2 separate regions of the Homo sapiens genome follow, and region 2 is linked to region 1. The links are chromatin loops, found by intact Hi-C in ENCODE. Cell type or tissue: endothelial cell of umbilical vein. All regions are shown on one strand. Each heading gives the region's core, and the rest is flanking DNA. Links, peaks and the distances in the headings are about the cores only.

Region 1 (2,801 bases), core at 221-2,720:
CGATCAGACCTGGTTTGCTGGGCGATGAGTAGAGAGGACCCTGATTAGTTTTGACTAGACTGCAGCAGCCCCTCTATCCACCCTCTTTCAGATTTATCTGTTAAATATCGGTTGGCCCCACTATGTGCCAGAAAGTGTCCTAGGTGCAAAGATACAAGAGTAAACCTGACTGACAAATATCCCTGCCCTCATAGAGCTTATATTCTAATGTTTACTGACATCTTCTCTCTTGAGAGCTATTCCATGAATTTTTAATTAATGTCCACTAGTATCTGAGATAAAATTTATTTTCACCCAAGGAAGATCATACAGCTTTTTTTCTGCCCAGCATTTTTTTTTTCCACGTAGATACAAAACCTGAGTTGTGAGAAATGCATTCTTAGTGGTTTGGGTGGAGATGAACAGCTCCTGTTCCAGTGTTCTACAGGCAGACAAGTGAACCACATATGAACACCCAGAGAAGCTTACTTATCTCTGGGCTGGAGGCTTCTCTGGGGCTTAAGCATCAGAACTATCAATAGGACTTTATTTCCTCCCTGCTGAGCTTGCTGAAGAGACAGTCACTGGTGCTGAAGGTTCACATCCCATCTCACCCCCACAGAGAGGGTGAAACAGTGTTACATCTTTCGACCTCCTGAGTTCATTGGTGCTAAAATCAAATAAATACCTTACAGAATGGACCCACCTACTTACTGTTTTTCCTCTGCCATTTCCCTCACTTTCTACTTTCCCGCTCTCATCTCTCTCGTTTTCAGTATTTATTGAATTTTTTTTAGTTTCCTATTTGTGTAACAAATGACCACAAACTCTGAGGCTTGTTTATGATATGATCATATTCATGATGAGTTTCTACAGGTCAAGAGTCTGGGCTTAGCTTATCCCCTGCTCAGTTTCGCTCAGTCGTCCAGGCTGGAGTGCAGTGGAGTGATCTCAGCTCACTGGAACCTCTGCATCCCAGGGTCAAGTGAGTCTCGTGCCTCAGCCTCCCGAGTAGCTGAGATTACAGGCATGCACCACCACGCCTGGCTAATTTTTGCATTTGTAGTAGAGAGGGGGTTACACCATGTTGGCCAGGCTGGCCTTGAACTCCTGGCCTCAAGCAGTCCTCCCCTGCTTTGGGCTCCCAAAGGGCTGGGATTACAGGAGTGACCCACTGCGCCTGGCTGAGAAAAGGATATTTTAAGCGAGTTATCAGAGTTGATGCAGAACCCTGTGTAAGCCATACTCCCTGCCTCCAGGCCTCAGTTTCACCATTGGGAATGATTTAACTAATGCCAGCACATTCCTTTCAGCGCTATAAGACGAAGTCGTTGTTACCTCCATAGCCCAGCAAATTGCCTGGCAACATTACAGGAGCTAGACAAATGTCCGCTGGATCAACCAATGAGAGTGGAGTGGAAATTAAGATAAATTAGCTGTGTGTCCCGGACTGACCACTAGGTGGCAGGAGGCTGACGCCAAGTCCAAGCTTGGTACCCGGTTGCTGGCTGGCTGGGAGCCTTCTGGGAGGAGCCTTGAATGTCCTTTTAGGCTGGGGCTTGTCATGGCGGCGGAAGAGGGGGAAGGGAGGGAGGCAGAAGGTGAGGTCTCTTTCACAAAAGGTCTGACACTTAGACTTTCCCCTTTATCCTCAAATGAATTTATTTCCATTGCCATAGAAATTCACAGATAGGATTGAGAAAAAGCTTTTCATGCAACTGTAGATCTGTATATTTTTATAAATTTAGCATCTAATTTTTAAAAATATATTGGAACATCTTAGTTGCAAGCTCTTTCTCCCCTTCCCATGAGCCATCCCACACTCCTGACCTACAGACCCAGGTATAGAACAGGGCCTCCCCTGTCATGGTGAGATGACACTGGGCTGTGCAGTCTCAGATCATTTCCATCACAGGAGAGGCCCGGGTCCTAACCAGCACTTTTCAAAATGCAGCAGAATCGCCTGGGGCTGCTGTACATAAAAATGCAGATTCCTAGGCAATGGCAGTCTCCGTAGATCAGAATCTCTGGGAGGGCTTTAGTCTGCAATTGTGTTGGCTTTTCACAAGTCTCCTAGGATTCTGAGGTACAACTGAAGTTTGAGAAACACTCCCTTAGGCTTTCTGGGGAGCCTTTCTGGGGCTCTCATCAGCCCTCTTGGAGGTCCAGAGATGCTCCAGCTACCTCCAGCTTCACACACACACACACACACACACACACACACACACACACACACACGTGCATACACGTGCATATGTACATACACATATGTTTTTTGTTTTCTGGATTACGTGCACAATGATGCATGTACATTCTACAAATCCATAGATTATAAAAGCAAATAATGTAGGAAATAGAAATCCTCTATGATATTGTAGACCGGAGAGAGCTGCTGTTGGTAATTGCTATTTTAACTGCCTCCAATCCTGATGCATCCCCTATTTAGGTACTAAAAATGTAGCAGAGTTTTTTCTCCCAGGAAAGCTTCATAAAAGCAAAATAGGGTGCCCACCCTCATCTAACAAATAACTCATGGCTTCTTTATGACCAAATACGTTTTTTTTTCCCCTCCTGGAGAAATCAAATGTCAATGTGGACCTGTAGCACTATGACATCAAATTCTCTACTCCTGAAGGTGAAGGGCAGGGCTCCTGTACTTGTTTCAGGATTTTTTAAGGAGGTGCAACAGGATTTGCACTGCAGGCTCAGTGACTTAGCTATCACATTAGCATGTGTTATTGGGAAACAGTCCAGAGTCCAAGTTCAAGGATTTCTTACAACTTTTGTTTTTACTTTATAGTGAAGTTTAAAGTTTTTGAAAT
Region 2 (2,801 bases), core at 211-2,710, 410 kb after region 1:
CTCTATTCAATGGGAGAGGCAGAATCGAGTGTGTTTCTTCATGTTACCTGGAAACAGAAATCCTTAGTTATTGATTTAGGTGAGACACAAAACCTTCTGCTATTTGTGCTGATTCTGTAACCCAAATAGCTGCCTTGTTTTATTCGTGGGGAGCCACTGGAGTTCTAATCCTGGTGCTGGAGTGAGTTGGTCAAGTTAGTTAATGTCTCTGAGGCGTTGTGTACATTGTGAATACTGTAGTATTACCTGCCCAACTTGTCCCCTTCCCATGATTATTGTGATGATAAAAAAAGATGTTGGATGTGACAATACTTTGAAAAGTATAAAGTGGGCTGGGTGGAGTGGCTTACACCTGTAATCCCAGCACTTTGGGAGGCCGAGGTGGGCCTATCATTTGAGGCCAGGAGTTTGTGACCAGCCTGGTCAGCATGGTGAAACCCCATCTCTACTAAAAATACAAAAATGTGTTGGGTGTGGTAACAGGTGCCTGTAATCCCAGGTACTCAGGAGGCTGAGGCAGGAGAATCGCTTCAACCTGGGAGGCAGATGTTGCAGTGAGATGAGATCAAGCCACTGCACTCCAACCTGGGCAACAGAATGAGATTCATCTCAAAAAAAAAAAAGTATAAAGTGGTATATAGAAAATAAATTATCTCCTGCGACCTGCAGAAAGTGATTGATAGGTGTATTCCTGGAATAGGGATGGAGGATCGAGCAGCTGTCTGTCTGTGTTGGGCTGGGAGCACCTCTAGGACTCCCTCATCCCCCGTGTACTCTGTACACAGGCCACCATCCTTCCTCCCTGAACCTCTCTTCTCTCTCAGGTTTCTGGGCACTGTAAGAAGCATTGTTGCTAATTAAAGACTAACAGACCAGAAATCAGGGGATGAAACTCATGATTCTGTCACTGATAATCTCTTCACTTTTCCTCACGGTGTTCCAGTTTCCTCATCTTTAAAATAAAAAGAATCAAAAGTCAACGATTTTCAAGCTCTGTTTTATGGAGTCTTTGTCAACCAGCACTCCCTTAGTAGCGGTGAATGCTTGGGGTGGGGGTCAGGTTGGAGATGGGAGGGCTGAGATGACAGTTTGATTTTCATCTGCTTTCGAGACAGGGTCTTGCTCTGTCAGCCTGATCATGGCTCACTGCAGCTTCAACCTCCCAGGGCTAAATCAGTCCTTCTACCTCAGCCTCCCGAGTAGCTAGGACAACAGGCATGTGCTACCATACCCAGCTAATTTTTGTATTTTTTTGTAGAGATGGGGTTTTGCCATGTCACCCAGGCTGGTCTTGAACTCCTGGACTCAAATGATCCTCCTGTGTCAGCCTCCCAGAGTGCTGCGATTACAGGTGTGAGCCACCATGCCCTACTGAAACATCAGTTCTTCAAGTCTCCAACCCATCTCGTACTGGAGCAGTTCTGCTATTCTCAGGTTTCTCACAGATTTTTCACTTGACAAAAAGGTCCTGTGGCTAAAATATGTTTCAGAACTCTGAGTAGTCCTCAAAGGTAACTATCTCGGGATCCCATACTTTTCCAAGACATCAATTCCCATCCTGTCTTTCTGGTTGTTTCTTTCTCTTTAACACCAACTTCTTTGTCTCCTGTCTTTATGTGTGGACATTCCTTAAGTCTTGGTCCCAGGATTGCAATCTTCTTTGCATAACACCTCTCCCTTGGTGAGCTCATCTAATGTTATAGCTTCAGCTGTCCAACAGGGGACTCCCAGTGTCCAATCTCTTTCCTGAGCTTCAGCCAAATATTTTTAACCATCCTCTAAGTCCCTCCATCTAGTAATATATCAATAGATTCAATTCAGCATGTCTTAAACCAGACTCATATATCATCTGGTCTCTGCCATTCCTAAATTAATACTTTTCTTTAACTTCTCTTTTTCTCAGTGGTCATATCATAAGTTCTTCCAACAACTGAGTTTACAATTTTAGGGTGGTTTTTTATGATGCATTGCCTCTTTGACAATATCCATATAACCTCAAAAGTCTGTTAATCATGCTTCTTCAGTATCCCTCTGAAAGAATTTTTATTTCTGCTGATGTCATTGAGTTCATATTTTATTCTCCTGTATTCTCCTCTTATTCCAAATGTGCAAGATGGCTCCCTAAAGTGATCTTCCTGTCCCCACCGTTCTTTCCCCTGATCACATCATGCTCGGACCAATATCTGAAAGCAAGAATCTTTGTAAGTCATTACGTTGTTAAATGACATCTCTATTGGGTGTAGAATAAAGCCCTGAAGATTCAGACTGCAGCCAGTGTCTTTGCCTTCTTTTACCTTACCTCACCTGCCTCCAATAAATGTATTTCCTCTACACAGATTAGTCCTCTAATTATTTCGCAGACACACCAGGAGTCTTTATTTTCCATTCTTCTTTATGATGATTTTATGAGGCTTACTGCATTCCTCAAAGACAAATTTTCATCCACTCCCTTATGGCATTATCCTGACATCCCAGTCATGGAGATTTTACCTTTTCTTTCAAAGCATTTACTTTGACATAACTTATGTAAACTTATGTTTAGTATCTTTGTGCATGTCTTGCCTCCCAGCCACACTGTAACTTTATCAAAATCAGGAAATGAGTCTTTAATATTCTTGTACCACATCAGAAGGCTTGGGAAACAGGAAATGCTTGGGAATTGAGGAATTGAATCTGTAATATTCTTGTGCCACACCAGAATGCTTGGAAATGCATCAAATTTGTAGAGATAAAATGATTCATAATCTCTTTCATAAGAGCAATTACCATGAATTATCCTAAGTATACTTGTTTACTTTTCT

Evidence for each region. A loop is a pair of places that touch in the nucleus more often than their neighbours do. Peaks named below come from ENCODE experiments on the same cell type or tissue, not always from the same donor. Only the 100,000 strongest peaks of a DNase experiment are listed, where the experiment ranks them.
Region 2: it touches region 1 in a loop (8-fold over the local background); 2 of 110 quality-filtered maps call a loop at or near these places.

The regions. Positions count from the first base shown.
Region 1 is chr16:78,001,771-78,004,571 of GRCh38, reverse strand. No RefSeq gene overlaps it. Among named protein-coding and RNA genes, the nearest start is that of CLEC3A, 19 kb to the left of the region's middle. RefSeq lists a silencer at 1,342-1,541. In endothelial cell of umbilical vein, for the core only: a CTCF peak has its summit at 1,435 (motif pointing right); a DNase peak (open chromatin) is centred at 1,421.
Region 2 is chr16:77,596,331-77,599,131 of GRCh38, reverse strand. LINC02131 (long intergenic non-protein coding RNA 2131) reads right to left here. Exons shown (of 3, transcript NR_184319.1): 2 at 1-47. Among named protein-coding and RNA genes, the nearest start is that of LINC02131, 6.8 kb to the right of the region's middle. In endothelial cell of umbilical vein, for the core only: a CTCF peak has its summit at 1,734; a DNase peak (open chromatin) is centred at 2,671; H3K27ac peaks cover 836 bases.